Regions from separate parts of the Mus musculus genome. Here region 2 is linked to region 1. The links are chromatin loops, found by intact Hi-C in ENCODE. Cell type or tissue: heart. All regions are shown on one strand. Links, peaks and the distances in the headings refer to the core of each region. The heading gives the core; the rest is flanking DNA.

What was found. Peaks named below come from ENCODE experiments on the same cell type or tissue, not always from the same donor. Only the 100,000 strongest peaks of a DNase experiment are listed, where the experiment ranks them.
Region 2: it touches region 1 in a loop (6-fold over the local background); 30 of 42 quality-filtered maps call a loop at or near these places.

What each region holds. Positions count from the first base shown.
Region 1 is chr2:74,672,040-74,674,951 of GRCm38, forward strand. No RefSeq gene overlaps it. Among named protein-coding and RNA genes, the nearest start is that of Hoxd12, 1.5 kb to the right of the region's middle. In heart, for the core only: a CTCF peak has its summit at 1,129; a DNase peak (open chromatin) is centred at 1,082; H3K4me3 peaks cover 923 bases; H3K27me3 peaks cover 2,500 bases.
Region 2 is chr2:74,065,010-74,067,921 of GRCm38, forward strand. No RefSeq gene overlaps it. Among named protein-coding and RNA genes, the nearest start is that of Gm31472, 88 kb to the left of the region's middle. In heart, for the core only: a CTCF peak has its summit at 1,821; no DNase peak of the experiment used is centred there; H3K4me3 peaks cover 306 bases; H3K27me3 peaks cover 892 bases.

The DNA of each region.
Region 1 (2,912 bases), core at 91-2,590:
TCTAGGAGAAACACAGGGCCTTCGAGTTGGTAATTACTTTCGTTTTCTCTGGTCCAGCTTGTCTTGTTTCACATCTTACTGCCAACTACAGAGGCCAACTTCGTTATTAGAGGGTGGGTGGGGAGGGTACAGGCAGAGAGAGAGAAATACAGATGCAGAATGCGGTTCAATTTATGAAGGATAAACCCCTGGAAAGGGAAGCACATCACCCTTCAGTCACTTAGGGAAAGACCTCTGTCTTAATACCTTAGCTATTTTGTACACAAGACATGTTGGGGGGCGGACAACCAACCAGCCAGCCAAACAAACAAACAAAAAAGTGGCCTTAGTTCCCCCCCCCAACCACCGTTCTCTCGGTCCCCTCGTTTCTTTTTCTTTCTTTTCTTTCTTTTCCTTCCTCCCCCCCCTTCCTTCCCTCCCCCCCCTCTCTGTAGGTTCTAGTCTCCAAGGCCACACTTCATCTCACAGGTCCATTTCTCAGGTTTCCTATATTGGATAGAGGGAATTGCCTCGAGGTTTTTCCTTTCATCTGCAGGTCGCACGTCAGTTTCGCTGAGCCTAAGAGAAATGGGGTTTGCTGAAGATTAAAACTGCGCTCAAATGCTCTCTGGTGGTATTTGGATTGATGGCTAAATGAGGAACAGATGAAGGCTTTGTTATTTATATGTGTGCCTTTTATATTCGGGATTGCGGGAGGAGGAGAGCTGGGGGTAAGTGGCTGAGGCCCTGGAAGTGAGGCCCGCGGGGAGCCCGGAAGGCCGAGGAAGTTCGGGGAAAGGCTTTGCCTTCAGTTAGATCTAGGCTGAGAGACGCTCAGAAATTTGGCACGGTATTAGCGATTGGGGTAGGAACCAAGATCCCAAGATCGGCAGATTGACTCATGATTCAAGAGGTGAAAAAGACGTTAGGACAGAGGCGAAAGGTCAAACAATAACACGCGGCCACAGGCTTCCTTGCATCAGGTCCCTTGGCTCCGCTGTCTGGGTCAGTTGCTACAACCTCTGGCTTTCGGAGACTGTCCGTAGCTCCTTGGCAGCGGGCCGTGACCGCGAGCACTGGCGACCCCAAGCCCGCCCCACCGCCCTTCACTGTTGATCTTGACCGTGCGGCGGCGCCTCGTCAGGCGTGGAGCACGCTCGCCATCTCCTGGGCGTTTGGCGACATTGGCAGAGCTTGCCATTCTGCTCCTCAGCTCCCCCCCCCCCCCAGCCCCCAACATCCCAGACAAGCCTCCCTTCCTCCTCCCACCTTCCCTCATGGTCTCCAGCCTTCAGCATCAGCCACCAGCTTTCTCAAAAAGAACTTTGCCTACCAGACCTTGAAAGTTATAGACTTGGAGGAATGAAGTGGGTCGATTAAGGGGGGGAAAAAACCTGGAAAAAAAATCTAGCTGTCCTTTTCATTCCTGATTCACACTTATGTATTTGGTCCTGAGAAGCAAACATAATTATAAGGCAGCCATAGTCTAAGGATGCACCCTTAGGCCTGTAACTACCTAGGAATCTCTGTGCAGGAGGCAGGGGCTCTGAGAGTGCTGGAACTATTAGAACTGAAAATTCAGGCCAGAGGATGCTCCAGTAGAAAGGAGAGAATTCTTCAAAATGAAAGCTATCGAATACCTAATCTAAGGCTTCTAAAAACCGACTTAAAACTTCTGCCTCCTCCCACCTACCAGAAAAGAAAGTATGGAGTCCCAATTCCTGAAAAGGAGGAAACTCTAGTAATGCCCCAGGATCCTTAGACTTCCCCCACCCCCACCCTCCTCCCGCCCCAGAGCTGGAGGAAGAGGACGATTGCGTCCTGAGAGCCGCCCAATTGGTCGCCGTAACTCACACAATAAAGTCCCAGCGAGGTGGTCAGCCTTGCCCTCCGGCGGCGCCTGTGTGGTCTCCTTGCCAGAGCTGGGGGCCTAACCAGTTCCAGCTTGGCTCATGGACCATGGGTCCTGCTTTAGGCTAGCGCGGGCTCCCACAACACAGTCTCTTGAGGAGAAAAGCCTTATTCCCTCTGGACCATCCAGAAGGCCCTGCCTCAGGGGTTAAGCACACTTACTACACACACGGAGCGTTGCCTGTTTTGCCCAGACAGTGAACCCGCAGCGGCCCGCGTGCCTGGAGGCACCGACAAAAGAGACTCAGCTAGCTGATTGTTCCTGTGCGACTGTGCCTCCTCAGCCAGGTGGCTCGGACTTTTCTGCCCCTCCAACTCTCAGTTGGACGGCTAGGAGCTTGGCTAGTAGGGAATAGTCACCAAGATGACCCCAGGAGAGAAAAGAAATGTAATTTTTCACAAGATTGGCTCCTCGGACTGCGGAATTGCCTGAGGGGACTGGATAACAACGCTATGAGCACAGTTCCTGGGAACAAATGTCAGGAACAGCGTGAAGATTCCTTAGGTACCACACTTGAGCAGTTTGTGCCGCCTTTCACCTTTGTTTGGTCAACCTCTTGTATTGTCTGTGACCTGGGGCTACAGGGTCAAGTGAATGGGTCCTTGCTGCCAAGTGCCTTTGGCAGAGACCACTTTAGAGGCCCTTTCTATAAAAAAGGATTGGTTGCTCAGATCCAGGAGCAGTCCGTGCCACTGCCAGCTCTTCTCCAGTCAAGCCCAGGTACCCTTATTGGAAAACGTCTGAATTGCAACTTAAAGTTTGTAGACGCAAAGCCCGGCCCAGGCAGCCTGCGAAATAAGGGCTGGGAAGACTAACCCAGAGCAGGAAAACTCCCAAGAGACACTTGGGCAAAGGCACCCTCATCCCAATGTCACCGGCTCCTGAAAGAGGTCTGGAAACTTTCAAGGGCTTCGCCCTCCCTCAACAGGCTTTGGCTCTGCTAGCAGCCTCGTCCTTCGCCGTCGAACATTGAGTGTTATCATAATACCCTGAAAGGGGGTGGGGGTGGGGACGGGTCGGG
Region 2 (2,912 bases), core at 310-2,809, 610 kb before region 1:
GTCCTGTGCTCTGTTTTAGAGTCATCTGCCAACTCCTGCAGTTGAAGATGGTGCCTGGATGTCAAGAAGATCGCTTAAAAACAAAACAAAAACCCCATTCAGGAAAGGTACTGACAGAGGCCTTGGAGAAGGCAGGATAGAACTCAAGAGTTTTCTTCTATGGTGTCAACACCACTAACTTAGTGGCTTTCTGACCACTGAAAAATTCTCCCCAACCTATTTTATGTCAAGAATGCATTGATCTGTGCTGTGTCTATTAGGGAGCCTTAGAGAGGGAAAGATGAGGGAGAGCTCACACCTCACGGGACCATGGCCACCCTCCCTGCAAGCCTCAACCTTGTGAATGGCACTTGCATAGAGTAGGACAAAAGTATTGTTTTCTTCTGTTTCAAATAGGACTAGGAAGTAATCACGAATAAATTACACGTGCTTGTAGGAGAGGCTGGCGTATGTGCCAAGAGGAAAGTGACCACAGTGCGTGAACAGGAATATGCATTTTGTATTGTTGCTTCCGGGTGTTAGAGCTGTGTCCTCTGTGCCCAGCCTTTCTGCCCTCTTCTTGAGCCTCTGCTGAAGGAAGGCATGCGGTTGTTGTGTTCTGAGCTGGAGAGAGGAGAGGAGAGGAGAGAAGATGAGAGGAAACAGGAGGGGAGGGGGAAGGAAGAAGGAGATTTGAAGAGAAAGCAGGCAAACTAGTTATTTAATTTGAAAAGCAGAATCTCGGCATAGAAAGCATTTATATAACCAACAGGAAAGATGACCAAGAGTTGACTGTTTTGGCACATGTTTTGTCGAGGTATTTCTTCCTTATTAGTATGTCTAACACATAATAATATGCTGGTTAAAGGACGTGGACATTTCCCGTGTTGTCATGAAGACACTTTCTATCTGGCGGTGAGCTTTACTGTTTGAAAGCGCTGTGGTCGGGGTCGGGGTACTAATGTTTTTATAGCAAATGTTTGAAATAAGAAGCGATCATGTCTGTGTGCTATTACCATTTCAAAAATCATTTTAAGGATAGATGTGGAAAACAAAGAAGAAAAACATGGACAGTATTTACAAAACAGCGTCCTCAGACAACCCTTTCTCCCAAGATGAATGGCTGGGCACACACTTGGCACCATACATCACTTTTTATATTATAATTATAATCGAGACAGCTGCTTCCTCTTCTAATGTGTCAAACTAACTTCAACATCTGCATCAGAGAACACACCTAAGTGCTGAAGAGGTAATTGTGGCTTTATCATAAGTTAAATTTCCTTTATAATTTGAAACAAGAATTTTGTTTTTGACATCCAAAGGCTTTTTTTCAAACAAGTCATTTTCTTAAAATGTAAATTAAGCAGGGTATCTTTTAAGGGCCCAGACATGCTCAGTCATTTACAAAACTCTTATCAGAAAAATTAATTATTTTTAAAGTTGGGCCAATCAAGTTCATATTTCACTACAGATCTTGGAGATATTGGACCTTGGCTGATGTCTGGGTATATTTTCACCCATATCCCCATTCACAGCCTGCATGGTTCACTTATCCTTATTGTTTATTGAAAGTGGACTGCCCTTAAGTCATAGGGGTCACATATTGCTTTTTTTTCTTGTTGTTTGTACTATCTTCTTGTTTAGTAATGTCTTCATACAAACACAAAGCACAGAAGCCCGCACACGTTTGCTTCCACAAACGGATTGATCAGTGTGCAAAAAGTGCCAGTGCATCTCTCTGCTCTACTGGAACCCAAAGGAGCCAAGCTGAAGCTATTCCACTTATGCCGTGATTCACTGCATCGGGTTACGAAGTCACTGTCCACCTGTCACCAATAGGGGTCTCCAGTGTACCACAGAACTCGCTGTATTCCTCCCGTATGATTATTTACAGTATGCAATACACGGAGACAGAACCAAAGGGGCAGAACAGATTTATATGGGCCGGGACTGATCTTGGATTTACTCAAGGAGTGAAAGGGTGACGTCACAAGTTAGAAGTGATGAGGTGAAGCAAAGGCACATCTAGGTTTGGTGTGAGAACACACCTTTAACCCAATGGTGCAGCCACACTCTTTCTGTGCCCTGGCTGGGAGAAAAGCCAGTGGCATTCGCAGACAGCTAAATGTGTGTCTTTGCTTAAAGGGAGCAACTAGAAAGAGGAGTGAGTGAATTTTTCTGTCCTTCCTAGACTTTTGAGAATGGTTTAAACCATCATACCTGAAAATAATTTGTAATTGTTTTTTTTATGAAGTTATATATTTTTGAGGGAAATTTGCTTATGCGCTGACATTTCTTCCCACTGTTCCAGGTAATGCAATAAGAAACTCTAGAAAAGAGACAGTTATGATTTATCAAACTGAAGTTTAGGTCATGTTTATAAAGATCAACATAGATTCGCAATATATGAGGTATGTCATAACACACTTTTTATTTGAACCCCATGACATTCCTCTAGTCCATCCACTGTAGGAAAAATAATTTTTCAAACCCTTAGGTAACACCTGAGGACATTTCTGGAGTTTTAGGGCAGATTAATTTGCACAGAAAGGGAAACCAATGTCTGCAATGCCTTTTCATTATTTATTTGCTCCACAAATATTTACGTGATGCCTTAAGAAGTTGCTTACTGCCTAAAGGAAAACAGCTGTTGTTAGGGAGGGGAGGCTGGTAAATGGATTAAAAAATTGTAATGGGAAACAGACTGGAGTGGGAGCTGGCACTCAGGCAAAAGTAAGATTCTGTGAGGAGTAGATTAAGACACCAATTCTGAGGCAGGGGGTTGAGTGTGATCAGACACCAACCACATAGGCCTTTGGGGTGAGTCGTGAATGAATCCAGGATTGTGAATGCCTAGTGGTGCTGAGTAGAAGCTTGTGTCGTGGTGAAGACTTGGAGGCTGCTTATGGAATGACAGGCTATGGACAGAA